Regions from separate parts of the Mus musculus genome. Here region 2 is linked to region 1. Evidence: chromatin loops called from intact Hi-C (ENCODE). Cell type or tissue: left cerebral cortex. All regions are shown on one strand. Links, peaks and the distances in the headings refer to the core of each region. The heading gives the core; the rest is flanking DNA.

What was found. Hi-C counts contacts between places; a loop is a spot of excess contacts. Peaks named below come from ENCODE experiments on the same cell type or tissue, not always from the same donor. Only the 100,000 strongest peaks of a DNase experiment are listed, where the experiment ranks them.
Region 2: it touches region 1 in a loop (2.2-fold over the local background); 1 of 42 quality-filtered maps calls a loop at or near these places.

What each region holds. Positions count from the first base shown.
Region 1 is chr13:40,725,031-40,741,191 of GRCm38, forward strand. Tfap2a (transcription factor AP-2, alpha) reads right to left here and starts at 8,765. Exons shown (of 7, transcript NM_011547.5): 1 at 8,640-8,765; 2 at 3,312-3,746; 3 at 99-150. The coding sequence starts at 8,690. It overlaps Gm26688 (predicted gene, 26688), which reads left to right and starts at 2,778. Exons shown (of 3, transcript NR_125899.1): 1 at 2,778-2,834; 2 at 8,381-8,750; 3 at 8,992-10,132. In left cerebral cortex, for the core only: a CTCF peak has its summit at 8,964; DNase peaks (open chromatin) are centred at 5,197, 5,693 and 9,072; H3K4me3 peaks cover 1,486 bases.
Region 2 is chr13:40,643,893-40,660,053 of GRCm38, forward strand. No RefSeq gene overlaps it. Among named protein-coding and RNA genes, the nearest start is that of Gm26688, 76 kb to the right of the region's middle. In left cerebral cortex, for the core only: a CTCF peak has its summit at 7,408; DNase peaks (open chromatin) are centred at 7,455 and 7,850; H3K4me3 peaks cover 273 bases; H3K27ac peaks cover 1,205 bases.

The DNA of each region.
Region 1 (16,161 bases), core at 4,989-12,988:
TCCTATTTGAAAAAAAGAATAAATACAGTCCTGTATGTTCTTTTAAATAGCACTCTGCCTGTAAGGACATGCTTGGAATGAAGAAGGAAATGGCTTACCTTTCTTAATTACAGTTTGATCTGGGATGTTAATACCCGGGTCTTCTACGTGCTGCAACAAAAGGATACACATGAATGTAAGCGTATAATCAAAACAAAAGGAAATGAATATTCGCTGCAAGGTGGGGGAGGGGAGCTCTCCCTCCACCTCCCCCATGACATTTATATATAAACATCTTATCTTGGCTTGCTGAATTTGGAGCTTTAAAACTCAAGAGGTTTCACTGTATACCCTCGGCCCATTTCTCCTCCCCCTTCCCCCCCAGCAGATAATCCACGCTGAAGAGCTCCGGATGGAGAATAAAACTTTCTTTGAAAATCAAATGAAGTTTTGGAGTTCCTAATCTTTTTTTTTTTTTTTTTTTTTTTTTTAAACAATCAGTTCGACCTTTAGAAATGCACCTAGCTTTAGTGTGCCACCTTTCAGCAGCCTCAGACCTCAGGGATCCCAGTGTGGAGGCAGCAAAGCCAAAGAAACACAATAGAAAGGACGGGGTGGGAGAACAGCAGACTGTTGGAAACCCTGTAGGTAATTCACAAAGCGCACGCACACACACACACACACACACACACACCTTCACTTAAGGAAAGCTAGAAATAATTTTCAAAAGACTGCTGCCTGAAGTAGATATGGCAGGAATGTGGAAATATCAGGAACAAAAACCCTTTGAGGCTACTCTCCTGTTGTCCAGCAGTAGTGTGGGGTCTCCCCCACCACCACCCTTCTCTCTCTCTCTCTCTCTCTCTCTCTCTCTCTCTCTCTCTCTCTCTCTCTCTCTCTCTCTCACACACACACACACACACACACACACACTCTCACACAGATGGATGGGTATGCGTATATGCTAGAATCCAAACGTGATTAGAAAGTAAAATGAAATCATGTTTTCTAATGCAGAAACTGACAGGCAATATAATGTCTGGCTGTGTTTACAAATTAGCACCAGGGCTGCTGAGATAGAGGGTTTCGCAATCGTTACCAAGCACAGGCATTGCCATTTAAAAAACTATTACTTCCTTCTCTAGTCTTTGTCCAACAATAATACTGATTCGAACCTTTTCCATTCTGCCTTGGATTTATGCTCATGTTAATTGTGGCTGATCGCTATGATTCCGGGTGGATGGCACTAAGTTGCTTTATTACAGGTTTTATTATACTCAATGCTCTCATTTGTAACTTGCCTAAAGTGCTTCTGGATTTAAGTATAATTAAATTGAGAAATGTTCAGAAATGACTACTGCTGCAGTTCTTGTGTTTTAACTATATGGGGAAATATGATCCCTTTATGCTTGCACCCTAAACCCATAAAGTAAATGTAGTGTGGAATAATACTTTTATTTCTGTTATTTCTAGCTAGACCTTGTCCATACAGGGAAGACTGTTAAGTTTAAAACCCCACTGAGATATTAATGATTAAGTAATTTTCACCATCGACTTGATTTTCTTAAATATTTAGCAGTCATTCTTATTAAAAGTTAACTGTGGCAGCAATGAGAAAATTGAAAACAACCCTTTTCCTGACCCAAATTCCTTTGAAAGATTTTTTTTTCCCCTTGAAAGGTGGGGGAGGGTGAGAAGAGCACAAGGCTTCCTGCTTTCATGTGATCATTTGGTTAATTTCTCCTACTGACCAATTTCACCACAAAGAGTTACCACACAGGTATCAAGAATTCCCACCAGCCACAGGACATTTTTTGCAAAAGTAGATCTATGTCCAATGCAGGATAACTCCAAAGCTTACGGCATTATTTTGCTTTGCTACTTGAGTGTTTTCAAAGAACAGGCAAAAAAAAAAAAAAAAAAAAAAAAAAGAATTCAGAGACTTTCTAACTAAAATCACCATAACTTCTAGTTCTATTCAAAATTATATTCACTAAGGATCTAGTTCTATTCAAATTCACTAAGGATCATTTTTAAAAGCACGTGAATATGCACACAAACACACACCACAAACACACATACACACACACACACAGAGCTCACTTAGCCTTACAATGGACCAAGCGCCTGCTTTCTGTGTTCCTTGAAAGGCTGTTAAGCATAACCAACAAATTTCAGTGATTAACTAGGCTAAATGAGAGAGGTAATAAATTTTCTATTTTCCTGTAGAACTTCAAGAATGTTTTAAATCCGCCAGGCAATCAGGTAAGTTCATGTGGCCCGTTTTCCTTACAATCTAATTCAGTAATCATTAAACTGTCAACAGACATACCACTGCTATATTTGATGTAGTAATTTGAAATAGCATTTTAGCAAAAATCACATCCAGATACATTTCCTTTCCAAAGAAAAGCACCTTTAACAGAAGATATATATATATATATATATATATATATATATATAATATTATATATATATTCATATTACACTTCAGGAAGAAAGCCACAAATTTATAGAGCCAAGGCTGAGATACTGGTTGCAATTTAATTTTAAAAAGTATTTTCAAATTATCCTTAGCCTGGGTTACATTCTAAGTAGTTCATATGCTAAGGGCCCTGCTTATTTAGAAATCATCTTAAACTGCATTTATTGATAACTGAATTAGAACTCCACACAGCACCCAATAGTCTCCAAACATTTAATTGAATATGCAGTGTAGCAGATTCTGATAGGCGTTGGGAACCTAGCTAATGATTTATGAGGTCACTACTTAGCACCCCCAGGAAGAGAAGAAAGCTGCATTTTAACGTCCCCGTGCTTGGATTTGCTGCTTATGTCCCTTGGATCAGGATAGGGTAGGCATAACTTCTAGGTTTTACTAATGTGTATAAAAGCCGGATCAAGGACCTTACCCTAAGTCTCCCAGACTTGTACTTTGTGAGTCCATTTGAGAAGCTCTAGGTTTAAATTTAACCTCTTTCGGAAAACAGCGAGAAATCATCCCCCACGCCACTTTCAGCAGTGGAATTAGAATCTCCCTCGATCTCACACAGTTTACTGTCTCGGAGAGGAGCTACCTGAAGGGTGACAATCGCCTGATTTATTTGTGTCGGTTGGAAGTGGTGACCCAGGCATTGTTGAGCGAGCTCCAGGATGCATTGTTCTCAATTACTTTTTAATTTCAAAACTCGGTTGTTTAAGTGAGTCTCACCCTCACCCCCAACTATTATTGAGGAAAACCAAGGCCCTGAGGGCCTGGGCTCCACGAAGCTTCCCAGAGGGCAGGTGAGCCTAGGGCTGCGTTCCCTCCCGCGGCCTGCACCGCCTCTTACCGGGACGTCCTCGATGGCGTGAGGTAAGGAGTGGATCGGGAGGTCCCCGAGCCCAGAGCCGAGCCCGTGCGGGCCGTGCAAGAGGTCCTCGTGCCGCCGATAGTCCCTGCGAGGGTCCAGGCCCGACAGTTGGTGGGGTAAGCCCCGGTGTGTGTGTAAGAGCCCAGATTCCTGGCTCTGCCTCTGACCGGGCCAGCCCGGGTGCTGCGGCTGCGGCTGGGCGTGCAGAGGATTCAGGCTGTAGGGGTCGTTGACGTGGGAGTAAGGATCTTGCGACTGGGGGTAGATAGGCTGGTAGGGCGGGGGGAAGTAGGGAGGCTGGAAGTCGGCATTAGGGGTGTGGGACAGCGGCGGGGCGCTGGTGTAGGGAGATTGACCTACAGTGCCCAGCTGGGGCAACCGTGCCGTCCCGTTGCTGGTGCCGTCGTGACGGTCCTGGAAGAAAGCAAGACGGGAAGGGGAAGAAGAAATGAGGCGCAGGGCTTCAACTACCCTACTAAATCCATTCCACAAGCCCAATGTGGGGAGGCCGCCGAAGTAGGGGGTATCAACTACTACACTGTTCATATTGGAAAACACCCAAGAAGTGAAGCAGGCCTTTCCAAAAAAAAAAAAAAAAAAAAAAAGCAAAGAAATCAGAATATGTAAATATAGTGGCACAGTAGACTCTCAGGGACATTCCTCTCAAAGGAGGGAAGGAGACGTAAAAGACTGTGTCCTGTAATACAACCCTTAACAGCCGCAGTACCAAGCCTTCCTTAAGCAAAATTCAGATAGCCACTAAATATTAAACAGGAGAAGCGGCCTTTGCTTTTCCCGGATTTGAACCTGTCCGCCACTGCATTATTGTTTACTCTTCTATTAATCTCGAGGTGGGGAAAATCATAAACCTTCAAAGACTATTACCATTTCATGACTATTTAAGTAGAAACATGCTTCACACGGAGGCCTTAAGAAAGCGCACGTTTAAATGACTAGCTTAAAGGTTTTAACTGCATGGTTGGGGGGGGGGTCTGTCTTTTCCGCTTCCTCTGTTTGTAGGCTTTTTACACGACAGGATCGTTTTTATGATATGAATGGGGAGTGAAAGACGCCAAGCCAGGGTTTAAAATAGAAAGATTCTGCCGCACCGAGTTCTTTTAAAAAGAAAGAGGTGCACCCCGGAGCGGAGGCCCCCGCCCCTTCCACCCCAGCCCCAAAGGGCAAAAGAAACCCCCGACTTTAGGTTTTTCAATTGCAAGCTGCTTGCAAAGCAAGCCAAGAGTGGCTTCCAGAGAGCGGGAACCTCTCTCCGAGGTTTAGCCGCCAGGCCCCAGGCTAGGGGAACACACCGAGGTGCGCCTTTCACCCCCACCCCAAAAGACGGATTGAACATCAGATATGGAGAGCGTCTCTGGAGCAAGTAAAGACGCAAGGAAATAAAGACGAACCCGGCGAGAAACTGGCCCAAGGAAAGAGCTGCGGGGTAGGTCTGCGTGCACGGAGAGGTCCAGCAGGGACAGGGCAGTGGCGACGCGTTGGATTTGGGGATGGAAAGGAGCCAGAGAAAAGTGGAAAGGGAGATAGGAATGCAAACGGAAAGCGAGGTCCACAAGGAACCCTGGCCAAGAAGCTCAGGATCTCGGGCAGTTTCTCGGCTGCGGGTTTCTGGAACAGAATTCCTAAGGAAACAGGGTTGGGGGTGGGGTGGGACTCACCATAGCTGAAAAACTGTGAACTAACATCTGCGAAGAGTCTGGGGTAACCAGTCAGGGTGAGGAAAAAAAAAAAAAAAGCCAACAACAATAACCAAAGCAAAAAAGCAAAAAGCAAAAAACCACCACGCCTCGAGCACCCGGCTGCCCCGCGGCCCGAAAGAGCCACACACAAAAGGCGCCGAGAGCCCCGCGCCACCCAGGACTCCAGTCACCGCGCGGACGCTGCCGCGAGCGCCGGAGCCCCGCTCGGATCCATCCGAACTTGTACCACCGAGTCGCGCGGCGCCTTCAGCTGGTCGAACCCACGATCTCTATCCTCCCAGGATCGGTTAGGATTTCAGAGCTCTTTAGGAAAAACAAAAAGCAAAAACCACACCACCAACAACAACAACAAAAAAAAAAAAAAAAAAAAAAAAAAAAAAAAACCAAAAAAAAAAACCACCAAAAAAGAAAAGAAAGAAAAACGAAAAAAGTGTGTGTGTGTGTGTGTGTGTGTGTGTGCGCGCGCGCGCGTGTTCCTTAATCCGTGTCTCCCCCTCTTTCCTTAGCGGCGGCTTCACTTCAGCTTCTAATAACCGCGCTGGGCAGCGTTCCTGGAGCCTCCTAATAGCAGATATTCATGACTATTAATATTACACGAATACTTAATAAGGGAAGAATGCCTGGAAATCGAGCGTGAAGCGGAGAGGCAACTCGCGCCGGAGCCGGCTCTCAATGCAGTCATTGACGGGAGTCTCAGTGTAGCAAATCGGAGGTGGGGAGAGGGAGCGCGAGAGACAAAAAGCGAGCGACGGAGGGAGCGGGCGAGCGTGCGGGGGGCCGCGGCGCGGCGTCTGGCGAATCACAGCAAAGGGGCAACATTTTAAAAGGTTGCAGGGCCTGCAAAAGTGAAAGAGAAAGAAGGCGAGAGAGGGAGGCCGAGGGGGTCGGAGCACCGAGAGGGAGGATGTGTCTGCGTGCGTGTGCGAGAAAGAAAGTGTGGGCGACTAGAAGAGAGAGGAGTGGAGAGAGGGAGGGAGGAAGGAGGGAGCGCCCGGGAGGAGGAAGGGAGGGCAGGAGGGAGGGAGGAGGAGGGGGAGGAGGGGGCCGAGCCGGAGCTGCGGAGGGGGAGCCCGCGGCGGGGTGGGGGGGGAGGGGAGAGGAAGCGAAGGAGGACAATCGGACCTAAAAGGCTAGGGCAGACCTCGGGATGGAGCGGGGGTCGCGCGCCGCGGGCTGGAGCTCCCGGGACCCGCTGGCGGCTGCCCACCGAGTTCTGCGCCTGGGAGGTGCTTCCCGCCGCTCTCCGGCCGCGGGATTCTCTGTTGCGCAGCGGGGCCTGGGACTCGGGACTCGGCTGCCCGCTGCCTCGCTGATCCTCCATGGCCCGGCGTCCCGCCTGGGAGCAACCCGCCCGCTTCGCTAACCCTTGTCCTCCGCCTGGTCGCGAGCCGCCTTCCCTAGGACCTCGGAGCCGTGAGCCCGTCGGCTGCGGCTTCTCCGATCTCGGTTGGTCCCCGGACCGGGTTCCGGGAGCGGGAGCCGGAGCCGGAGCCGGGACGCGGCCCCGGGCGCGCACAGACGCGAAGCGGCCCAGCCTGGGCGCCTCTGGCGAAGGCTCCTGGCTCCCTGCACAAACCCGTCGGACTGGCTGGGCCACTCCTGCCGACACCCCCTAGATGACAGAGCTAGCTCTCCCCTCGCGTCGCCACTGCTAGTCGGCCCGCCTGGTTGTCGGAACAAGCGGCACCTCGCCTCTTGCGTGTCCCTGCAGAGTCTCAGCCAAATCAGACAACTCTAAGCCCGCTCGGGAACCCGAAATCTCCGCTCCAGAGCTGGCTATCCCGCTGATACCAAAGTTGTTGAGATTGCCCAGACTTTTTTTTTTTCTTCTTCTTCTCTCCCATCCCGGTCTCATCACACCCCTCTCCAACCCCTCTCTCATGCGCCTTCAGAGTCCCTCTGGGGGGTTCAAGTTCATCTCGCGCCCTACCCTCGAGTTTCCTTTGGTGTGTTGAGCCACACTAAGATTCTTAACGCTTCCACTCAGGGCGCTTGTACCCCGAACTGATTTCGGGGTTCCAAGAAAGTGAAAAAACCATCAGCTAGAGAAGGGAGCCCAGATCCCTAAGGGGGAAAAACTGCTCTTAAAGAGTCACAGTAGAACCTAGCCCTGCCGGCAAAAGTCACCCTTAGTCTAGAAAACAAAGCTGTCTGGTCCTACATGGGGTTCCTGGGCCCCTCTCGGCGCACCACAGGAGTCCCCAGAGAAGCAGGGATATTGGTAGGGATGCCTGTCACCTGGTGTCCCAGGTTGGGAGTGGAGAGGGATAAAGGGAAAGACGGAGAGGAGAAAGGCGAAAAAACCCAGCATTTTAAAAGAAAAGGGGGAGGGAGCGGGTGACACTTCCCTCACGTAAACCCAGTTTCTAATTTCGAGTGAAGTCAGAATTTTTGCCTCTGCGCGCCCGCGAGCAGACGTTTTAGCCGGAACCCCTAGCTCCAAATGCCGAAAGGGGGGGGGGGGGAAGAAAGAAAGACAGACAGACAGACAGACAGACAGACAGACAGACAGAAAGAAAGAAAGAAAGAAAGAGAGAACAGCGAAAGTCAAGGCTACTACAGATTTGGATAATCACGGGCTTCCCACCCCTCCGTCACACCACTCGCTGATCAGCCCCTTTCAGTGGGGTATGAAAAAAAAAAAACCCACACACACACAACAGGCTGAGGCCATCCCTCCCCCACCCCCCGCACAAGCCGTTGGTTCTTTTTTCATGCCTCCCTGACTGTCCCAAAAGTTATGCTCTGAGGCTCTGGGTTTTAAAATGGGTTCCCAAGGGACGGCCCTCTCTCTGATCCCAGCGGACTATCGGCAACTGGAGACGATCGGCTGTCGCCCCAGGATTTTCAGGGTCCCGCCGCTAAGCACTGGCAGGTAGAAGGGGGATCCCTCCCCCGTCCCCGACTCCCAGAGGCCGGTAACGCACCCACACCCAACCACCACCACGGGGTGTGTCCACCCCGAAGCTCGGCGGGAGAAACTCCTTAGAACTTCAAGGACTATAGCAGCTAAAGAGTGACACCAAGGGCTGACGTGTGGGCTCCCAAGCCGAACGTGCTTTACAGGTCAGGGCGAAGTGTGTGCGCCCTTCTCCAAATGCAAGAAGGGAACGTCTTTAGGGAGAAAGAAAAGAATGAATGAAAAAGGGGGTATTAATGTCAGGGAGGGAGTGAAAGGGGGGACATGGTTTTATTTTCTTCCTGCTACTGTAGGCACCCCCAGGATCTCGCTCAAACACACCAGAGTGCACAGGCACGTGCCCAGTTGCCAGCTTTTTTTTTTTTTTTTTTTTTTTTAAATCCAAGCTCTTCTCTTCCTTCCACTCTCAGGCAGAACCAAAAGTAACCAGGAGAAAAGGGGAAAGAGTGGAACACGAGCTTCGAAAGACAAAAGTGAAAGAACCGAGATCCATGTCCACTATCTCCAGCGTCTCCCCTGTGCTATTCGGGCGACATGGAGGGGTGGGAGCTGCGCGGGTGTTAAGTTTGTCCCACTCGCATTTCGCGTGGAGAGAAGGAGGAGGAGGAGAGGGAGGGTCGATCTCCAAGCCTGTGGCCGCAAGGATGACTGAGTCGGCGCCGCGCTTACCTCGCAGTCTTCGTACTTGATATTATCCGTCAGTTTCCAAAGCATTTTCATGGATCGGCGTGATCGGATTTGCCCCTCTGCGCCTCGCACCCCAGCGGAGCTACTCTCTGGGTTAGCGCAAAGTGCGGGCTGCGGGCGGTGAGCAAAAGAGGAGGAGGGGGGGAGGAGGAGAGGAGGGCGAGGAGGAGGAGAAGGGTAGGAAGGGGGAGGAGGAGGTGGAGGTAGAGGAGGAGGAGGGCCAGGAGAAGGGCGAGGAGGGAGGAGGAGAGAAGGGTTAGAGAGCTCCCGTGTGCGCTCGGAGATCTCCCTCTAATGGTAGAAACTTTTCCCTTTTCCTGCTCCTCGCGAACAGCCTAATCGCCTCATTAGCATATCAACAATAGTCCAATTGCTCGCCAGGACCACAATCTGCCGCCGGCCGCTCCGACCCAGGTATAAAGGCCTCTTCTAGCCGCTAACTTGCTCCTAGAGCACTTGCCTGCATGCCAGCCTGCAAGCCCAACAACTCTTCCTAGAGCTCCAGCACCCTCCCTGTTCGAGCGTCCCCTATCCCCAATTTCATCTCTTTCCCCTTCGCCTGTCTTCGGGTCCTGCTAGCCAAAGATGCTTTGGATAAAGCTCTGTACTACGCAGGGTACCAGCGGCGGCGCCTAGGGACCAACTTTTAGTACCCCACCTCCCACTCTTACTACAACCGCCACTATCTGCCTTTCGTCCCCGTCCGATTTTATTAGAAATCATTATCCCTTTCGCAATGAACCGTAGCCACCAAACCAGGACCAGCAAAGTCACTCCAAGAATTTTGCCCAACTAGAGATCGCCTCCGCTCACGGCTGTTACCCCCTCGGGCTGCAGCGCCCTGGGAGTTTTATTAGCTTTGCGCTCCCCCCTCCCCCCAGGTTGGAGATTCTGCCAGCCGGCTCCGGTGGCTCGGTTGGGGTTTGCGATCTCTTAATTGCTACGTGTAAAATAAAAGTTGTACCCTGAAGAGGTTACTCGACAGATCCGGGGGTTAAATGATTTTCCTCCGGTTTGTATGAAGCTGAATCGGACTGACTATTCATCCGGGCGTTTGGACTGTAAGGTTTCCCAGGTGCAACGTGGACAACAACACAGAATTCGGATGGGGATGCACAACCCCTTCTGGAGTGAGCCAAACCGCAGACCCATGAGCTCCTGCGACTCTCCATGCGGTGTCGTACATGCATCAAAATAAAACATTAGGAACCAACTCTTCCTGTGCAAATCGGCTCCAGTTTTCCCAAGATTCTCCTTTTTAATTAAAGAAGGACGCGACCCTTTATGACTTGATGTTACTAACGCCGGCGTTTTGGCGGCGCAATGGCCGGCTGGTGAAGAACCTGAAGGCAGGAGACACCCCTTCCCCAAGTTGGCCACTCCTGACTCCGCCCAGGGGCTTACTCACTCCACCGGGACCCTTCCTCCCTTACTGCAATTATTCTAAAGTAAGATATTAAAAAAAAAAAAACACTAAAGACTTTAATGTGACACTCTGATATAGAGGGATTTCTCTGGCTGAGTTTTCCCACTAGCACTTTAAAAAATATTTTTATCTGTCTTTGTCCTGCTAATTGTGGATCAACGACAGCAGATCTCCTCAGAGACCTCTGGTTCATCTGATTCTTTTTTCTTTGGTTTTTCTTCCTTCTTTTCTTTCTTCTTTCCTTCCCCCCCCCCCACCCCAAATGTCCAGGCCTCCTCGATTTCCATAGTGAATCCCTCATGGGGAAGAAGACATCGGCAAATCCAAGTGTTTGCTAACAGGTGGAAGAAAAGCAAGAGAAGAGAACACCAGCCTCCACTCAAAACTGTAGAGGTGCAATTCTCCTTCCTGAAGACCCTGTCTAAGCTAGAGTCTCTTCCCCGAAAAGCCAGAGACAAGACCAGAGCTGACAAGTGAATTCAAAGTCTCAAGGCCCTGGGTAACCCCTAGAGATGCCTTTCCACATTTAAGTAGCACTTTGGCTGATAGGTGTAGGAACTTGGCTTCCCACTCTGCCCAGGAAAAAAAAAAAAGGTCAATTTCTAAGTAAAGCTCCGCAAGGTTTTTCCCCCAAGCTCAACTGACCTGTAAAAAGGCTTAAAACCTAGAGCTCAGTCTCTGGGAGGGGCCAGCACCTCCACTTTCCCCAGAGGCAGCCACAGCCCGGTGCCCTATGACCTGTAGGCCCGCTCCAAGGCCTCAAAGCAGGGGTTTTTACGTCCTGCGGGCTCGCCAGGGTGCTTGCGGGGAACTCGTAAGTTTCGCTTTCTTTTCCTTCAGTTGTGACCTAGGGGGAAGGCGCTTAAGGGGTTATTTGCTCTCTAACCCGACCCCCCCCCCAATCCCCTCCCCTGTCCCCGCAGCTCAGTGCCGGCGGATCTCTGGCTCCAAATCAGCTAAAGGCTACTAAACTGTAGTTATACTTCCGCCAAGGGCACCATTGACGTGTAGATTGGGCCTGCCAGCTCTGGGCGGCCGCAGTCGCGGCCCCGCAGTGTGGGCGCTGATGAAAGGCTGGGGAGAGCGGGTCGGTTGGGTAGCCCCTGAGCCTGGGAAGCACACGCTTGCCTGAGCTTCATTACCACAACTCGTCTCTTGCAGTCAGTTCTGCAGCTGGGCAGGGGCCGTGGTTCCCTTGGATAGGAGCCTAGAGTTAGAGCTGAGGATACAGGCCTGACCTGGGGGGAATGAACTATACCGAGGCAGGGACATCGGGAGTAACAAAGAAACATGGGTCGGAATGATCTTCTGTTCTCTGATTGTCAACATCCACCGAGATGAGCGATACCCAAGTGGCCAAGCCTGGTAGATCTGTTCCCATAGGTCTCAAAACCACTGGCCCTCAGCCCCAGATCCAGGCCCTACAGCCATTTGCCAACTGTAGGCTCTCCCCGCAGCAGGCCCTGACCTCCAGCCACATCTCTGTCTCTTTTCTTTAGTCACCCCTGGCTTTCAAAACCTAGCCTGAATCCCTAGAGGCCTGGTCCCAACCATAGCCCACTCTAGGCAGTGGGTACCTTCTCCTGCCGATTTCTTTAGAATTTAGCTATAACAGCATCAGGCTTCAGCACCCACAAAGAGTTAGGTACCCAGGGGGTGGGGAGAGAAGGGCGTAGGCTCTAGCGTTTGTGTTTGGTGTGAAACTTTCATCCTTAAACAAAGTCAGTTTAAGTTTGAGGAAGGAATATCATTTAACAGGTTTAACTAGAGGAAGAGTATAAAAGTATTCACTCAACTAATAAAAGTAATAAATATAAGGGGAAAACAAACAGCCAAAGATCTTCATTTCTCCAACTCCAGACAATGTAATGAAGATGACACTCTCAGAACTTTACCCTGAGCTCTCAGGCAAACGGCAGAAAAGCAGCTCAACTCCAGGGCCTTGCCCTGGAAGGAGCAAAGCTTCCAGCTCTGTTTTTTGGTGTTTTTCTTTTTTTGTTTTCCTTTGGGAAGGTAGAAGCTCTTGGTTCAAAATGCCCCTTAGGCCTGTGGCTTAGAGAATGTAGATCTAACCAGGCCTTGGTTGGCTCGGGCAAAAAAAGGGAAGAAAACAGGGCCCTGCGGTTCCTATTATGAAATCCTCAACTGGGGATTGGCGGCGTGCTACTTCAACCTAGCTAGAGCCGCCCTTGTTTCCCCGTCAGGGCAATCTGGAAGCACGTTCCCAGGGTGGGTGCTGGAGTCTGTGGATCTTTTAAGGCCAGACCCGGCGCCTACTCCGTTTTGAGGAGTCCACGGTCTAACAGGGTCACCTTTGGCAGGTTCTAAGACCGAAAATTCGCTGTCTTTACTCACCACCGCAATTCTGTAGCCCAACAACCGAAAACCTACCCTAGGAAGCCGATTGAGAGAACAGCTAAACTTTTGGCAAACTTTAAAAAGTGTCTTTCACAGAGAGAGAGAGAGAGAGAGAGAGAGAGAGAGAGAAGAATATGCTCCCGGCTATTGTCTGGCTATCAGGACGTCTTTTTATTTCATCCTCCAAGGAAGGTCCCCGAAATGCAGGATACCAACCGGTCAGGTGCACCAGGTCTAGGGGCGAAGTTGAAGGTACGGCCATCGGGGAACCCATACCTCCAGCCCGGCGTCCCTCCCTACTTCTTAATTAGTCATCCACCCAAGTTTCTGTTGGGATGGGGGTGGGAAAATGGCTGGAGATCAAACCACGAGTGACCCGAGGGGCCACCTGTGGCGCCTGAGCCGGACTCTTTCCCGGATTCTGGCCCCGAGGGCCGCGCTCTTGGCCCCCAGCTCCGAGGCTGTTGCCTGCGCTGGTTTGTCCAGTCTTCCCTCTCTTGGGAGCACTCTTGGGCGCTGCCAGGCGTGCCTCACCGAGGACTCCCCTGCCCTGGGCCACGGTACTTCTTCTCCGCCTCCCCACTCCCGGCCCCCTCCTCCGCTCCACCCCCGCCCACCTCAGCCCCAGCCAAGGCAAACCCCCGTACCTGCCAGTCCCCCATTTTGGCAAGTATGGACATCGCGGCTCGGCGCTCCTGGCGACGGGTCCCCGCCGGGCATGGGCTAGAGGGCTCAGCCGGGCCCGCTCCCTGGAATCGCTTAGACAAATCCTTTTTTTTTTTTTTTTTTTTTTTTTTTTACCTGCTCACCAACATCTCACCTGGTCATAAAGAGCTAGGTTGCTACCTGCCGACGCATGCGCGTTGGCCTAAGGAATTCACTCTGCCAGCTCCAGTCCCAGCACCTCTCTGAGCTGACCTGGGAAGTGATGGATTTATAGCCACGGCAATCTCACCATCAGCTCCAGCTTTTCCCAACAGCCCTAACCCGCTTTCCCGGTCAGTCCCTGGCCAGTGAACCGAAGCCAGGGACTGGCTGCTGAAGGTTGCTGAGTCCCACGCGGGTGTGAGCGTGTGTTTGAGCACTCGTGTAGTGGGGACATCTGCAAGCTCATTCCACCGGTTTCCTCGCCCCCCCCCCGAACTTTTGGGTTAGAAGTGGGGGAGGGGCTGGGGGGGTGGCTGGGCCAGATCTGGAGAAAGGGCCGATGGAGAGTCCGGGCGCACCTGGACGCTAGCGGTGGGACAGGGCCCCCGCCCCCTCCTCCTCACCCGCCCACGATCTTCAAGGCACTGCCAGCTTTAGCGGATCTGATTGCCACCCCCAGGGCGGCCTCAGCTGTGGATTCCAGATCAAGTGTTGCTCAATAGGTGAAGATATTCGCAATTCTGCTTTACTTGTGTCTCCGAAATTCAGTCCCCTTCCATGGGCAGAGGGTTGGGGGTGAGGGGACTACAAACACACACGTGCTCTTTCACGTTGGAATATTAACACTTAAGTATAAAGCCCACCAACAACCCACGTTCACGGTTCCTGCCCCCCTTCCCCCAAGCCCCCATGACTTTCAGGCTCTTTATCTTTTTCATTAAAAACTTTTAAAAGCGAGAATTGGGGCGTTGGTGGTTCTGGGATAGGCAGCTGAGGTTTGGGGTTGGGGTTTGCTTTCCCATGACAGATAAAATCGTTCAGGTGACTTCATTGCTGTTTCTAATTAGAGGGGAGTTTAAAAGAAGCCACAGGATTTGGGGCTCCCATCTTGCTCGCTCATCTCTGTCAGCAATCACACCTGGGCAGGAGCAGAGGCGAGAGGAGATTCGCCCGGGGGTGGGTGCCCTGCTCCCACAGTTGCGGCAGTCACTTTCTCGGGGACCATGAGGTTTCAGGTTATACAGAGCGCGAGCCTGGAGCACCCAAGACAGCCTCAATCATTCTCCTGGCGCTACTATCGTCGGGACTTGGGGAAGAACAAAGAACCGGCCTCCAATCATTTCTCTGACATGTCAGCAAATATATGTAAAAGGTCAGCTGTGAATTGCAGAGTGGAGAAGAAGTCTCCACCCCAAAACTCCTCCTTCCTACTCTGGCGGGGAGGCTGGTCTAGATGGTGCACCCCACTCGAGTGTCGAGGGGAGGAGTGTTGGTGTCTTTCTTTGGAGTCCCTTCAGCGTTTTTAATCATCCCTTAATCTGCTGGCCTTTCATCTCAGGGCCGATTTTCTACTTGATTGGAAACTTTCTTGGACCTGTCTTAAAACCTTGCTCAACAAGTTTGGAGTTTGTTTGTAGGTGGAGTTTTGAGGGGTTGTTTCCCCTTTATTTTGTTTTAGTGACAACTAATAGTAAAATGATGTTTTAAACTCATGAATGTCTACACTGAACCCGCCCTGATTTTTTTTTCCGGGGTGTTGAAAAGAGAGTGGTGAAACCTATTTCTTATTTTAACCCAAGGCGCAGGTGGCGGCAGTGTTTGAAGCTCCTTATGGTTCCCTTGGGGAATGCTGAGCTCCCTTGCAAATGTGCAGTGGTTACAGACACCCTCTGCCCTGCCGTTCCTTACCTTGGATTCATACAGCACCCCCTGATTAGGCCTGGCCAGGTCCTGAAAGACCTAACAGACATGTGCCGTGGCTGGGGTGGGGCTTAAGGAGCGCCATCTCCACCCTGCGTGATATTTTGTTGACGGGCAAGGCGATGCATGCAGGAAGAGGCAGGCAAGGTCATGGTGCCGGTGGTTGGTGGTGTGTGCAAAGTCAGTCGCTGCTCAGAGCAGATAGAGACACTGGAGATCAAAGAGTTTGGGCCTGGGGGGTCTCTCATGAGACTCTGAAGGGTGGAAGGAAGAAGACTGGAAAAGAGAAAAGATCTAGAAGTAGAGTTTTCCAGCTCAAACGTCAGAGTTCACATCAATTTTGAGTGCTCTTAGCAAAGATTCTGGATTGACTTGAAACTCAGTTTGCGGCCGGCGGTGGTGGCGCACGCCTTTAATCCCAGCAGTTGGGAGGCAGAGGCAAGCGGATTTCTGAGTTCGAGGCCAGCCTGGTCTACAAAGTGAGTTCCAGGACAGCCTTGGCTACACAGAGAACCCCTGTCTCAAAGAAAGAAAGAAAGAAAGAAAGAAAGAAAGAAAGAAAGAAAGAAAGAAAGAAAGAAAGAAAGAAAGAAAGAAAGAAAGAAAAGAAAAGAAAAGAAAGAAAAAAACGGGTGATTGGTAAGAATTCAGGAGGGGAACCCGAGCAAGTCCGTTCAGCAGGTGATGTAACAGCCAGAGCACTCCAGAGGCTCCAGTCCTACCATTCCAAACACACCTTTACATCTACAGTACTCAAAACCAGTTCAATTCAAGATGAGATCAGCTCCATTTTCCTCACCGAAGACGCGCCCCCCCCCTCCGCCCAAGGCTGAGGTGTTTGTCTAGATCCCTCCCAAGATTACCTCCTCAACCCCACCCCCACCCCACCCCCCACCCCGTTCCATCCAGACTCCAGTTCCCCAGACACCGGCTTCCATATCTGTTCCTCATCTCATCTGTCTTCTATGGCTCAGAGGCACTCAGACACCCACAGTGCCCAGGACTGGATTGAAGGACAAACCTGAGCCGCCTCCCGGCTTCATTCGGCACCGGGCTTAAGACAGTCTTCCTAGAGAGGCAGCAATGCTGGCTCAGAAGCTAAAGCGGCCTTAAGACTTAGCACCGGATCGCAAACTTTCTGTACCTTTCCAG
Region 2 (16,161 bases), core at 2,956-10,955, 83 kb before region 1:
AATATTCTGCCCACAAGTCACTCAGCCCTAGTCCCCCAGGAGCTGCCCTGCTCTGAGTTCTGACCTGGGATTTAATGGGTGCAGAGGGTTAGGGTCAAAAGCCAAACCTCACACACCTTCAGCAGATGGAGAAAGAGAGGCAAGCCTACCAAATGTCTCCAATAAAGCTCCTAGAGTCTCCTACTAGCTGTACCTTAACCGCACAAGAACGCCTGGATGGATGGATGGATGGATGGATGGATGGATGGATGGATGGATGGATGGATGGATGGATGGATGGGATAGCTGAGTGACACCCCAGAGATACTAGAGAATGAACACAGAGCTTATGGGGAATAGATCTTACACTCCTGAGTCTCACCTATACCCCAAAGTCCTACATGGTCCTAGAAAAGACCCATTAAACAAAAAGAAAAATCTAATAAATAGTGCTGATTTTACTTAGCTCATGTTCCCACCAGGTGTACTTGATTATGAGGCCTATCTTACATATGCCTGGGACAGAGAGAGTTGAGCGTCACCACTGCCTGCTTTATGCCCAAGGCTGTGAATCTGTTTCCAAATAGCTAGCTACATTTCTGTGGTTCTGAGCTACAGTCCTACGGCCACGACCCACCGCACAGACATAACCTGCTCAGAGCCTCGCTTCATCTGGACACTCATGAAGAAGAATAAAGAGGTGTCATGGCCAAAGTACCTCATTTCTCAGACATGAGATTTACACATCTGCAAAAGGAAGGGTTATTTACAAACTCTATTCCAACTCTCACATAATATGATTCCACAGATAAAACATTAAATAAAAATTGGGAGTTTTTTTTTTTTTAATGATGATGATTAGTAGCAGAGTGGTGGTGTATTTGTATTTGTGTGTGTCCCTGTGTGTGTGTGTCTGTGTTTGTGTGTATGTGTTTCTGTGCCTGTGTGTGTGTGTGTCTGTTTGTGTAAGTGTGTCTGTCTGTGTGTCTGTCCATCTGTGTGTCTGTCTGTGAGTGTGTCTATCTGTGTGTGTTTGTTTCTGTGGCCGTGTGTGTATGTGTGTGTGTGCGCATGTGTGTGTGTGTGTGTGTGTGTGTGTGTGTGTGTGTGTGCGTGTGTGTGTAGGTGTCTATAGAGGCCAGAAGAGGGCATTAGACACTTTAGAGCAAGAGTTACAGGAGATGACTGAGCTGCCAAAAACAGAGATAGGAGGCAAACTCAGATTCTCAGGAAGAACAGCTCTTAACTTGTCAGTCCCATGGGAATTGGGTTGTTTGTGTTTTGTTTTGTTTTGTTTTGTTTTGTTTTGTTTTGTTTTGTTTTGTTTTAAGGAAAATTAGAGGCAACAATCTAGGCTACAGACAGTATGGAACAGGTAGCCCTTAAAAGGAGAATTATGTGACCCCACAAAGGAGGAAGAACCAGAGGCCCTTCCTTCATCAGGAAGTGGAACTGAGCCTCTTCCCCACCCTGCCCCTGTCCTGGGCACTCCATCCTCTAAGATCCTCCCTCCTCTTCTTCCGTGGCTACCTTCCAAATGCTCAGAAAGAAAGCTCGCCATTCATGTGTCTACTGCACTGCACGGCCATTTGACTGGATTTTCGGGGTTATTTTTGACCATCTCTTTTATCATTAGACCTCATTCATTAACAACCTCACAATCGTCTCATAGCAAGTCTGCAGCCAAAACGAATCATAATCACAGCAGCGGGGGACTCCTTAGAGCAGCTGACCCAACGGCTGGTTGGCCAACCAAGGTGACTGCAGTGGCTTATGTCAGTTCTCCAACCTTTTTATAATCACACTGACATGAAAACAGTTCATCTGGAATTTCTTTTTTTCTTTCTTTTTTTTTTTTTCACCCAGTCTATTTATCATTTTCTCTCCCTGCCCACTCACACCCATGCCCCTGGCCTTTTTCCATCACATTTCAAAGAATATGCAGAATATGAACCACAGAGGCTCCTGTGTTTCCCTCCTTTTTCTCCTTTCCTCTCCACAACTGTCAAGCCTTTTAAGGTTAGCCAACCATGGGCTATCATTACGCATCAACAATGCCTAGCTTGGTAGAGTAGCTACAAACAAGAAGGGCGGAAAAAAGAAGAAAGAAGAGAAAGGAAAAAAGTTAGGGAGGGGTGAAGTATTTAAAGGGCTCATAAAATTAAGTCGCAGATTTAAATTCTCCCCCATATTTTATTGTCTTTTCTTTTCTTTTTCCTGTGGTAAATGGTAATTAGAGTCAATAATCTTTTGCTGAGAGAGCACCTTGTCTTCACAGTGTTTATATCATCGTCATCAAAGATCTGCCTCAAGGGCCTGCCTTGTTAATAATTTAAGGTGTGCTCAGCCTAGTTAGAGCAGGAAGCCTAGTTATTGAGTTTGTAAACCAGCCGATGATTTATGGGAACACCTTGCATGACGCATGCTCATTAAATAAAATACTTCAGTTTAATAAGGAACATGGGGTAAACAGCCCTTCCCGTTACGGGGCGAGTGTGCGATTGGAGACTGTTGAGTTTTGTCACCGGGTCCCCAACATTATTTTGTCTTAATTGTACTGGCAGACTAAGGAGAGTGAGAGGCTGTGCACGTGCAATGTGTGCATTGCACATGCGCTAACAGTGGCTGGCTGGCTCCCTCCCAGACTCACAGGAGACAAGGAAGGCCATTCCCCTTCTAGAGATACAACTTGAGAAGTTGTATCGCCTACCAGCTATATCCTCTCATGAAAAGACTATTAAATCTCTCTCTCTCTCTCTAAAAGGCTACTAATTAAGAAACTAGAAATGTTCATGGAAATAAAATTACAAGAAAAAAATCAATACACGGTTGTTAAATGTAGCCCACATTTAAGAGCTCTAACCATACTTTACTGCTGAACAGTGTGCCTTCGCCCATTTACAATTCCTAAGCAGACTGATACATCAAAAGCTAAACAGAGTCTTCCGGTCTGTGTAAGAGAGATGCACACAGGATACCCTTTTCTTTTTTTAGTTTCCAGTGTCTGGGATCCCATGAATCTGTGAGACTCTCGAGGTCGTTATGACAGTGTTTCCTAACAGATTCAGTCTGGTGGCAGCTTATGTGTGTCTTATTCTAAATTCACTGATAGGAGTGTGACGTTGGCGTGAAAGGAGTTAGAAAACAAACTTGTTTGGTTTTACAGATTTCTGGAAAATGAAAACTTTACTATTTGGTTGGAGTGATGACTGCAATATTTCTGGGTTATTTGAGAAAAACTTTCAGGAAGGAAGGGAGGGAGGGAGGGAGGGAGAGAGAGAGAGGGAGAGAGGGAGGGAGGGAGGGAGAGAGGGAGGGAGGGAGGAAGAGAGAGAGAAAGAGGGAGGGAGGGATGAAGGAAGGAAGGGAGGGAGGGAGGGAGGGAGGGAGGGAGGGAGGAAGGAAGGAAGGAAGGAAGGAAGGAAGGAAGGAAGGAAGGAAGGAAGGAAGGAAGGAGAAAGAGGAGGTGGTGGCAAAGAGAAGTCTTCATTGTTTCACACACTGGAAACACGAATCTCCAGGTTTGTGCTTGTTTGTTTGTTTGTTTGTTTGTTTGTTTGTTTGTTTGTTATTGAGTGATACCCAAAATGATAAGACAAATTTCTAAGAAAAAAATCAGTTGTGTTCATTTAATAAGCTAGGTATCGCTCAGGACTTCTTTCTATCGACTCTCTTTGGAAAATAAACATGTCCGGAAAGAAAGCTACCTATCGCTAAGTGGAGTGCTCTGTGGTTTGTTTTACTACAGAGAAAATGGCTAATCTGGGTCTCAGGTTACGGCCCTTTCCTCTCAGGAATGCTACCTGCTTTGACTTGGGCCAGGGTTTCCACTCATTATCCACCCTGGCTCTGGATGTGGCTTCCGTCTGCTGGAACACTTGAAGCAATGCTTACCTCCTACAGAAAGAGAGCAGTGAGAGCTCCAGTCCTAGCTGTAAAGAGCGTTGTTCACTTTGCTTATAGAATAGGATGCTCTAGTCCTCTTGTAACAAAAAGAGAATAATAGGCCAATGGGGGAGGGGAACAAACAAAGACAGCAAACATTTCTACGGGGACTGTCTACATAATAATCTCAGACGCCAAACCGAAAACGTCAATGAATTTTCAGTTAAGCTATGTACCATACATGACCCAGTCTCTCAAACTCGGTCCAGTTTCATTCAGACATGAAAGAGTAATGTGTTCCCTTCATATATTCTGAGATCCACCGTACACCTTTCTAAGTTTACAGAGAAAAGTAATTTTGAGTAGCAGGGCTTTATTCAAAACATTTAAAATCCCAAATGTCTTTATAATAAACAGCATCTACAAGACAAACCTGACTGTAAGCCTCTAGCTGACCAAGGATAGGTACCTGTGTTTTCTACATCTTATCTAGTAGTGTTGTACAATTCTTCATAACAATTGCAATGACACGGTCCTCACTGTCATCCCTATGCTGTGGGTTTGGTCACCACCTCTTTCCCAAAATGGCATAAATACATTTTATACCTTTTTTTTTAAGTTCAATTTTTATTTCAACAATGTATCAAGAGTAAATTAAATAATCACAAGCTCATTGAAAAAAAAGAAAAAAACATTTTGTGTGTGTGTGTGTGTGTGTGTGTGTGTGTGAGTTCAAATGCACACATGCATATAGGTGCATGCTCTGATCAACCTTGTTTGAAACAGAAGATTAAAACCATCAAGGAATTAACAAACATCTGAGATCATACAGATCTTCGTACTTTGGTTAAGCTCCGGATGAAAATAATCACACTTCTTGAGGCTTCTACAATACCTTTTCCTTCCTCCAAGACTGCCTTTACACCTGCCGGCTTGCCCACGCACGGCCTCCTGGGAGCATCAAGCCCCTCTAAGCATTCCTTAGCCATGGTTCTGGAGACACATCTTAAAGCTTACATTCTCTGAATCCCTATGACCAGGGTGGCTTCAGTAGAATCTGAGATCTGTGTACACTGTCATTAATTTCACTATGAGGTAAATAATATCTGGGTTTCTGAAAAGTCTCCTCTTTGTTGTTGTTGTTGTTGCTGCTGCTGCTGTTAAAGTTAAAGTACATGAAAACAGAAGCAAATATCAACATTTTTGGAAAACATCTGTTTCCCCAAGCTCCCAGCTTGGTGCTTCGTGCTCCACTAAGGTATCTGACACATATTCTGCTTCCTTAGACATGAACGTAAGCTTGACTTTTCTTGAAGGCACTGGAAAGGTACATTGGTAAAGTCTGCCTTGCTGAAATTCAACTTTTCCCCCTTCTGCCTCAGATAGAAGCGACGTGCCTGGGACCATCGAGGTTAAAGATTTCCAGGTGGGCTCGCTACAAGAGCTCTCCTACCAAAATCCAGACAGATCCAGCTTCCCTGCCTTTGGATGCTTCTTAGAATGGCCTGGCCACACCCACCTGATAGCATCTCAGCTACTCCCTTTAAGGACAACAGGGTAATCATTTCTGTTAAATGCTTCTTTTCCAATACAGTAAATGTTACTCACTGTGCCAGAATGTAAGCACAGGAGAGGTAGGCTGTTTATCCATACCCAAAGATAAATATGTCCTAGCAAATGTCCCTGCCACAGTCACCTGGTCTGAAGGCAAAGCTGCCAGCCAGGAGAGGGACCTTGTTTTATGAAGGGTGTGTCTGTGGTGCTTTCTGGCCTCGGGCTTTTTGCAAGGGTACACTCTATTGTCAGGCAGAATCAACAACTAACTGCCCCGCCAGGAATCTCTTCCACCATTCTTGACACCTAAGCAGAAATTCTTCTCTATAGAAACAAAAGCAGAAATAGTCTGGGGGTGGGGAGGGGAGTAGGAAATGATGGTGGTGAGATTAAAAAACCTTTCTATCAGGGAAGGTCTCTTTCCCCCTTCATTTTGTATAAGGACACTGACTCCCCAGCCTGCTGGCTCAGCCACCCTGAATGTATAGCTGCCTCTTGTGCCCCAGGGCCAAAGCTGATTTCTTTACTAGAGATGCAATCAGCTCTAACCAATCAGTAGGAAGGGTTAATCAGCTGATCGATTGCTCCCTGAGCAGCTCGGACCTGGCTCCTCTCTGACTGGCTCTAACCTGGCCTTGGGGCAAGAGGTTGGGAACTTTTAATTATCCACTGCAGCTACCGCTCTGATTGAATGGTCAGTGGGTTTACTACTGAGGCGGCCCTGCTTGAATAATAATAGAAAACAATGTGAACTCTGGCGAGTGCAAACAGAGGCCCCCAAAAAGGCACTTGCAGACGGGGAGAATGCACTGTTAAGACAAGTTAATTGCCTGACAGAAACCAAATTTCAAAGGTCTGGAAGACGTTTTTGTCCGAGAGGGGTAGAGGCTTGGGGGACAGAGCGAGCAGCAAAATGGCATTTTCTTTTCTCCTCTCTGGGCTGTGACCAGCTCTGGCTACACGCTGATGCCCCAGGACAAAGGGTAACTTGCTCACCCTGGTGGCTAAAAACTGATCCTTGGAAGAAATTTGTGTTTTGACATTTTCAGGCACTGTCAGGGTTTAATTGTTTTTTCATCAGGAACTTCCTTGAAACGAAAGAATCATAATAATCCGCTAGCTTTAGAATGGGGGATGTTCAAAGAGAAGAGAGAGTGAAGCAAGGCAAGTAAGTGTGTGTGTGTGTGTGTGTGTGTGTGTGCTTATTAAAAGCCCCACTCTACACTTTATAGTGTACAGGCCTATCCACTTGACATTCCCCAAATAGAATAAACCATTTGCTAGAGGAAACTCACTAGAATATTCTGATCTTTGAGTTCCCTGACCTCAAAGCTTGCTGCTGCTACTGGCCTCTTCCCTCGAATAATAAGACAGCTAGTGTCTCAAAATCGAAACATATCTTTGTTCAAGTCCTGTTTCTAAGAAGCAGACATGACCAAAGGGGCAAAATAACCACATGTCCACTCCATGTGCAGGAAGGGAGGTTTGCAAAAGATGGGAGGGATTCCAGAGAGATGCCGAAAGGGATGTTTGGGTTCAATCTTTAAAAAAATTAAAATAAAAAAGCAAAAAGCAAAAATGAAGTAAAGAGCAAAAGACTGCTTTGGCACAGTTTGGACGGGTGTGAGAAGAAAAGGTCATCTTGAACCCCTTTGGAAGGCATCAGTTAAAATCTCAGTCAAGACCCTCAAATTGTCCAAGATCAGAAGTCATCCCATTTCAGCAGATTCCATGTTAAAATTTTGCCTTTCTCCAGTGATCTCATATAAACACGAGTGTTCATCAGGCGCGCCGGAGTCATTACTATTTATATTACCATACCCCGGCTGTGTGCAGTCAATTCATAAGCGTCCAGTTTTTCTAATTAATCACAAAAGATTTTTGTTTTGCCTGCAGCTAGTTCTGGGGTGACTCACGATGGCAAGCCAAAGCTCATACATCAAACACTGGCCCTTTCTCACTCTGGCCTTCTGCTCGGGAATGCAGTTCGGTGCTTCACCACCAAAAAAGGTGCAGACTGGGCATGCGCGGCCCCGGGCAGAGAAGACGCTTGCAGATCTGTCCTCTGCTGCGCCCGCCACTTGTTATTTTTATCTGATGCGTTCTCAGGCCAAATCAGATCCAGAGAGTGCAGCAAGGTTTCTAAATTCAGAGCTCTGCTGTTCTGTCTCCCTTTTTCCTCCTCTTCTGACATCCTGTTTTATCAAATCGGCCCAAGACCACAGCATTTCCAACAGAAGGACAGAGAACTATTTATTTTCATAGTCTTCAATCCTTTCAATGGTGGCCTTTTGTGAAGAGAATTTAAAAAAATAAAAAACAATGTCACCAAGAAATGGAGAAAATGCAAGATTCTGAATTTTCTCTTGCCAAATCCAGGTCATGATGGGCAGTAAGAATATCTATGCTGTGTGCAGTGGTTCTCACTCAAAGAATCCACGGTGAATTGTGGGTAGGTGACAGATGGAAAGGAGTCTCTGAAGATACCTTCTTCCTCCAGGATTGGGCCGGCGGAGGGGGGTGGTCAGAGCTACAGCTGGTTTGAGTCGGGACAGCCATGTACATCTTACACAAATGAACACAGAGCCACCAGTGGAAAGAGGCCGCCACTGTCTTGTGTATAATGCATTGCGTGAGATGAAATTCTGTTAAGATCAACCCAAGTGGAAGACTTGTACTGATCATGTTCTGTCTGGGTTGGCACTGGCCTCCTCGTGGAGAAAGTCCGGTAGTTCTCCAAATCTTCGGGATACTCTAGAGATGTCTGGCAACTTCTAGAAACTGATGCTACATACAGCCAGCCTTCAATAGCCATGGAAGCCACACTCATGGATTCAGCCAACTGCAGAAAAAAAAAAAGTATTCAGGGAGAACTCTGCATCCCACTGAATGCTTGAAGGTTTTCTTTCTATTCTGGAGTGTAGAGGTTTAAACCCAGATAAATGCTCTATCACTGAGCTACATCCCCAACCTCTCTGATTGTATTTGTTTTGTTTTGTTTTTACCATTTCCCTAACATATACAGTATAACAGTTCCTACATACTTGTTGTATATTGGGTATTGAAAGCATACAGAAGGATATGTGTAGGTCATGTGCAAATACCATCATTTTGTAGGAAAGACTTGAGCACTTGCAAGTCTGGGTCCACAAGGGAGATCATGGGGCCAGTCCTCTGCAGATGCTCAGGAACAACTGTGCTCTGTCATTAGCTTTGCTCCTCTTCTGTGCTCACTAATGTTCTGCATGTGGCACCTCTGCTAACCAGTCTCCCCAGGCATTTGCTTCTTGCCCACACCTACCATGAATATCTCCACCGGAGAATTCCGTTCTCTTTTTCTATTCGCCCATAAAAGCCACACTGGGCATCCCACCCACTACCAGCCTTGTTTATATCCCTACCTGATTCCCCAAGGTGACAGAGCAGACTCCTAGCTCCTGCTTCTTTCTTGATGCTTCTCCAGGTGAAGAGAAGCATAAATGGTATAGAATAGAATACATAAATAGAATAACTTTCACCGGTGAAGGATAAGGGTCACGGAATATCATGTTCCACCTTTGCCTTCCAAGATCCTAGCCATTTTAAGGTGTTTAACTACCCACTCTCTCACAAGTGACCGACTCTCTCGGCAGAGCTAGGACTCTCAGGCCAGCCCCACATTCCTCGAATACAGATGAGTGTTGTTGTGCATTTCTTTTTGAATCATAATTACAACAAAAATAAAAAATGCTGTTATTATCTCCTAATTAGGGAAGGCCAAACATACCTGGATCTGGGTTTGGGCTTTTCCCCTCTTCTAAAGCATATTTGCATATGTAAGGGGTCTGGGTGGGGTGAGGGACATCAAAGGACATCTGCTGGTTTGATCTAATTAGTCTATTTTTCCTTCTCTCCCAAAACACTGGAGAAGGGAAATTCCAGACAGATCTTGAATCTCTGTGAAGTAAAACAGTTTCTTGGACAAGGAGATGTAAATTTTCTTTAACACACTAGCCACCTAGCTAACAACCAAAAGTCCCCAGTCCTGGACTCCGTATTTCATTCACAATTTGTTTATTGGTATTGGTCTGCACAGACGCATGTGGCCTCTGTTCTTATTTACAAGCAAACAACATCATGCCCACTCATCTTCTAGAAAGACAAACTTGCTCAGGCTGTTACAAACTCCCTGGGTATCTGCAAATGGTGGTGTCAGAGAGCCATTAAAAAAAAAAAAAAAAAAAAAAAAAACAAAAAACCTACAGCTGAGAAAATGGTTGTAGCCTGTGGTGGGGTACTTGGTAAGAGCAGCTGAGAGCCAGAGCCTGAAGGATGGCCCAGGAAGAAAATGTTCCAACCAAATGGGTTTCTCAAGGATGCAGGATAGCCAGAGCTAGAAGTGCATAGTGTTCTGTCACTAATACCTTCATAGAAATTGGGGGGGGGGGGGGGAAGAACCAGGGAGCACTAGCAAGGGGCTTTAAACAGGATATGCTAGAGACTAGGATAATATTGCCAACAGTGCAATCTTACAGAGTAAGTAGAGAGGGGAAAGTGAAGAAGAGAAAGAGAAGGGGAAAGAGATGAGAAAGAGAGAGAAGGAGGAAGGGAGGGAGTGGAGGAGGAAGAAGGGAAGGGAAGGGAAGGGAAGGGAAGGGAAGGGAAGGGAAGGGAAGGGAAGGGGAAGGGGAAGGGGAAGGGGAAGGGGAAGGGGAAGGGGAAGGGGAAGGGAAGGGAAGGGAGAGAAGAGAAGAGAAGAGAAGAGAAGAGAAGAGAAGAGAAGAGAAGAGAAGAGAGAGAAAGAGAAAGAGAAAGAGAAAGAGAAAGAGAAAGAGAAAGAGAAAGAGAAAGAGAAAGAGAAAGAGAAAGAGAAAGAGAAAGAGAAAGAGAAAGAGAAAGAGAAAGAGAAGAGGAAGAGAAGAGAAAGAGAAGAGAAAGAGGAGGAAGAGGAGGAAGAGGAGAAGCAAGAGAGACGAGAGAAAGAAGGGAGAGGCAGAAGAGGTAAAAGAGGGAAGAAGAAGAAGAAATCAAGAGGCAGAAGCAAAAATGGGGAGAGGGATGAACCCGAGTCACCATCAAATGAGGAATAGGAACAGGCAGGTTTTACCGATACTTAGTAACGAAGAGAAAGGAAAGATATGAGAACAGTAGAACTTTCTGGAAGAACATCTAGGATCTGTTTCTTCAGAATTCCAAGCAGTCTGCTCTGCTTCTCTAACTACGAAACAGAGCTATGAGTTTATCAGAAAATGATCCAGGAGTGGGGCCTGAGCACCTCGTGTTTGTAGACTAAAAGGCAAGGTTGAGCTAAGAGCTTTGCCCACACCCCTGATGTCCCCTCTACTTCCTCCTTACAGGGTCCTAGGAGAAGCCTAAGCATCTTTCCAAATATCCATCAGCAAACTCAAGTGTCCCTTTGTTAAAGTATTAATGAGTGGAAAGAACAATGAGTTGGCCACAGTGACCTCAGAACAAGCCTAGAATTGCAGACTACACATCCTCACCACACAGGTTTGGAGGTGCAGACACCTCCTCCTTCTCCTCCCTATCACATGTTTCTGCCTCCAACACAGCCACCATTAATGTTTCTACCTCCACCGAGGCTACCATAAACCTTTGAAGGGGAGACCTGGCCCATAGAGGACCCTCAGAACTGTGGCTCAGAAGAGGGGATTTTCAGATCTATCAGAAAAATTCTAGAAGCAAGGACTAGACATCTGAGAGTAAAGGTAAGTTAGAATTCTACTTTAAGTTAGAAACTTAAAAATATTCCCCGTACGTGAGCTAGGGATGTAGCCAGCTGAGTGTTTGCCTAGCATGGTTCAATCCCCAATATCACACTTACACACTCTATGTCCTGCAACTGGCCCAGACTGGCCTCCAGAGATCTGCCTGCCTCTGCCTCCCAAGTGCTGGGATTAAAGGTGTGCTCCACCACCACCAGGTTAGCATAAAATTATTTATGTTGCTACTTTGTAACTTCAAGTTGCTGCTGTTATAAAATGTAATGTAAATATCTGATATCTCCAATAGTCTTAGGTGACAGCACTAAAAAGGTCCTTGGACACCCCTGCCCCAGAGGAGTTTCCCCATGGCTGAGAACCACTGCACTAGACTGAGGTAAGGGATAGATGTCCTTTTCCCTTCTTCCTCCTTCTTCCCCCTTCCTCCTCCCTCCCTCCTCCTTCCTCCTACCCCCTCCTCCTTCCTCCTTCCCCCTCCTTCCTTCCTCCTCTTCCCTTCCTGCTCTTTGCCACCAATTCCTGTGTTCATTTTTCATTCCACACTTATAGTCAAAGCAAAGATCATTCGTGAGTTTAAATACTTGATCCACTTGTAAATATCCTCAAAACAAAATTCTAAGTCCAAAACAATGCCTGTGCCTCACGTGTGGCTCAGTGACCAAGTCCATGCCTAGCACAGGTGTGGTTAGTGAGCCAGCAAGGAAGAAGATAGAAAAGAGATAGGGAGGGGAGGAGAAGGAGTTAGGAGGAAGAGAGGTTAAATTAAGACTCACTCTCTCCCACTGAGGCCCAACCAGGCAGACAAGTTAGAGGAAGGGGATCCAATGGCAAAGGGGAGAGGGTAATGGGGGGAGGGATTTATAAGCATGGGACTAGTAGGAGAGGAGGGAGGGGGTTGAACAAGATGTACAGTGAATGAATAGATAGATAGATAGATAGATAGATAGATAGATAGATAGATAGATAGATGGAAAAAATAAGTCTGAATCTCAAAAATCTCAAGTAGAAAACAAAGTATAAGTCCAGCTTCACCTCCCCTACTCTTTCCTGACAAGCCACATACAGATGAGTTCAAATCAGGAAGTTGAAAATATAAGTCACTTCCATTCAGACCCTGTGATTTTTTTTTTCCATCCTTTGGCTGGAGGTACAATTACAGAGAAGGCTCTCAATCACAGGTATTGTGGAGTGAGTCACAGCCTGGACTGCGAACGGCTCTGTTCCTGAATGCCTGCCTGCTCTCCAGAGTCAGGGACGTGGAGAGGGTGTCTGCTGATTTGCGAGCCGTGAGGTCAGATGAAGATAGTGGCAAATAAGTTTATCTTTCTTATAACGTAAGGCCATCTGCGTTCGTGATCCTTCTCCAGGACCTGGGGGAACAGCTCACACGCCACAGGTGATGTGAGCAGCAGGAAAGAAGGGAGAAAGTGACTGCGTGTCATCCCCGCCCTGGCGGACCAATGACATGAGTGCTGTGTGTTCAAATGCCTTGAATTATTATTCACCTTATATGCGCCTAGGCAGCGGCTGGTTCCTGCACTGAGCAGGAAGAGGTTAAGCTGAGCCTGAGGGATTGATTGGTCAGCCTTCCCTGAGCTTGCTAGCTCTCCTCTTGGAGGCAGTTGCTCCATCCAGCCTGAAAGCCAAGCAAGGGCAGAGACTAAGTGTACTTAAGCTCAGTGTGATGCCCTCTTCAAATAAAGCAGCATAAATGATTGCATTGACCATTCCCCAAAACGGTGGGGATGTAGGCCGACCTGCAAACATCAAGAGGGGACCTTGAGTTTTATAGCATCATCCCTTTCTTGGTGTGGACTTGTAGCCTCCATTCTTTTTTTTTTTTTTTTTTTTTTCAATCAGGCTAAAAGAGGATGTATTTTATCCTAATGGTTTTACATCCGATGTGTACAAGCCAACACAAATAGGGTATTAGAGGGGGAAACTGTACCTCAGGCACCATTTTATGAGAGCTAGTGTTTACATCAAACAACATATCCTAAGAGCGTTATATTAAGCGTGGACAAATCATTTGCCTGAGGATTAGGTGTTGTGCCATTGAAACATAATCCTGCCGTGGATTTTTTTTTTCCTTAACTGCCAAGCCGAACGTGGTCAAAACCAGAACAGGATGGGCTGCCAGAGGAGCAAGTTTTCCCTCTTGTGTATGAGAGCCGTGCCACCCCGCAGCGTTTGATCGACTCACACGCCGTCTCTCCAGTGTCTAATGGGTGTCTCTGGATGTCCTGTCTTTACCAGAGCGTGCTAGCTACACTGAGTTCTCGAAAGATTCAAAAAGCAGAAACAAGAATGCAGTACCCAGTAGGAACTGACCAGGACCCCAGGATTCCCACTGACCTGACCTGCTCCAAAGGACTCCACTTGACCATTCATAGCATCCCTGTATCATCCCTGAGGAGTAAGTGCAGTCAAGTCCTGGGTGACATATGATCTTACTTTCTAAGCCAGAAACATATTCTTTGTGTTTTGCTTTTCCAGGCACAGCAGCATATAACCCCGGTCTGGCCTTGAACCAGCTTCGTAGCTGATGATGGCACTGAGTTTCTGACCCTCTTGGCCTGCACCACCATTCTATCTAAAGGACCAAGCCCAGGTCTTCGTGTGTACAAAGTGAGTATGGTCCTCACGGAGCTGTGCTCCTAACCCGGGAGCATATTCTTTAAAATGCTACCAAGCAATTCAGCAACAAACGGAGGTCATCTGTTAGAGCTTGGAAAGGGGGACAGAAGGACAGAGGGTCAAATAACAAGTTCCAAAACACAATCAAATAGGAAGAGGTAATTCCCCTAATTATAGCACAGCAGGGAGAATATTGCTTTAAGCCAGTGGCTCTCACCTGTGGATTGTGACCCCATTGGGGGTCAAACAACCCTATTACAGGGATTGCCTAAGACCATCAGAAAACAAAGATGTTTACATTACAATTCATTACAGTAGCAAAATTACAGTTATGAAGTAGCAACAAAAATGATTTTATGGTTGGGGGGGTCACCACAACATGAGGAACTGTATTATAAGGTAAGAGCATTAGGAAAAGTGAGAAGCACTGCTTTAAAAACTTGGTCATGTGTTTTGTAAATAAATGGGAGGGGGCTGTGCAAGCAACTGGGTAGCAGAGTATTTGCCTAGCATGCACAAGGCCTTGGGTTTGATTTCCAGCATTGCAGGACTAGAAGGGAGGAGCTTAAAAATTCCCAGTGGAAAGAAATGAGAGGGAAGATGGAAATGCCAATTACCCTGGTGTGATAATTACACAACAAGTACATGTATCAAGTTATAACACAGGACAGTTTTGGGGTGTCAGTTAAAATTGTGACACGTGTGTACATGTGTAGGGGTGTGCATGCATACGTATAGGTGAGTGTAGAAGCTATAGGCCACCGTCAGCCACTCTCCTCATTTTCGTCTCCATCTTGCTGTTTTGGAGACAGGGTCTCTCACTGAACCTGGAGCTAGCAACAGGCAAGACTGGCCAGGGAGCTCCAAGGATGCTCCCATTTATGCCTCCATGGCACCAGAACTGATTGGTTGGACGGTCTTTCTACTATGAGATTTGTCTCTTACACAAGAAATATCTTACTTTTTTTAAAAGTTGAAGGGAAACATTCTATCTTTACAGCAAATCATTGCCTTGTTTCAAATTCAGTCTTGTATCGTTCCTTTGGAGCGAGATAGGCCGAGTTAAAATCTTCCTTTGGCCACTGGCTGTCTGTCCGTTTAACCTGACTTGTTTTCCTGTACATTAGGCAAGAGCAATGATGCCGAGCCTGTAAGCAGCTGGGAAGGTTAAGCCCCACCTCGGCACTAGGCGTTACTCTTTACCCTCCTTTCCTTAACCTTCAATCAGTACTGCACTGGGGACCTGGCTGGGAGCTGGTCTCAACTTCCTGTCCTCAGTTTTCTCTGTGCCTCCCAGTCTGTTTACTATTGAAGCAAAACTAAGTTGTAGGAAAGAATACCTTGGTCTAAGAAGACAAGACTAAGCTGGGAGGTACTTTCTCTTTGGCCAGGTTAATGCCAGTCTCTTTGAGATCACTATCTAGTGGATCTCTTCCTCCCAGTGTGGTTGTAATACAGGTGACACCTGTCTCTGTGTCCACCTAGAACCACGCCACCTTACCAAGTGGGCCACCTAGGAATACAAGCAATACAACACTGTCACCAACTTGGCCCTCTCCAGACCCGAACTATAAAAAGAGAAAACAATTACTTCCCAAATAGCAGTCCTTTCCACTGAACAAAGGCAATAACGCGGTAGAAAAGTTCAAGGTGTGGTCCAATCAAAGAGAACACTTGAATAAGTTCCTGTTTCCTTGGAGAATACGAATCTATACTGGTGACTATGAGTCTACACTGGAGACTATGGATATGTACTATAGAATATGAATATATACTGGAAGATATGAATATATACTGGGGGATATGAATATATACTGGAGAATATGAATCTATACTGGAAATATGGATCTATACTGGAAAATACGAATTTATATACACTTGTACAGCAAACTGCTCTAAGAGACTATACAGGTGGGTCTATTCAGCCACCCATTCATGATCCTGCACATATGTTCAATTAGCATTTATATACCAGTCCCACACCCTGGGGACATACTAGGGAGACAGACTGAGTCACTGTTTATAAATTTGTAATCCGTGGGTTTCTACAAATGACCAACACTTTGTAGCTACTCATTAAATTCTTACTGTTTAAGAAATGATAGTGAGCCTCCGATTCATTCACATGTGACTGGGCTGTGGGGCTTTAGCCAAGCCAAGTCACATGCCTGAGCAACTAAACACACTTAGACTTCTCGGACACCTTCCCAGTATGCTATGGTCAGGCTCCTTCGCAATCTTGTTTCTCAATCTGATTAAAAATATAAAGGGAACAGGCCCTCACTTCAAAGATGTTGGAAGCACTGGAAGAGGGTGTTCTCGCTGAATAGATTTCGGTCCTGGTCCTTGTGTAAAATGGCCTAGGATCTACGCACGTCTTCCT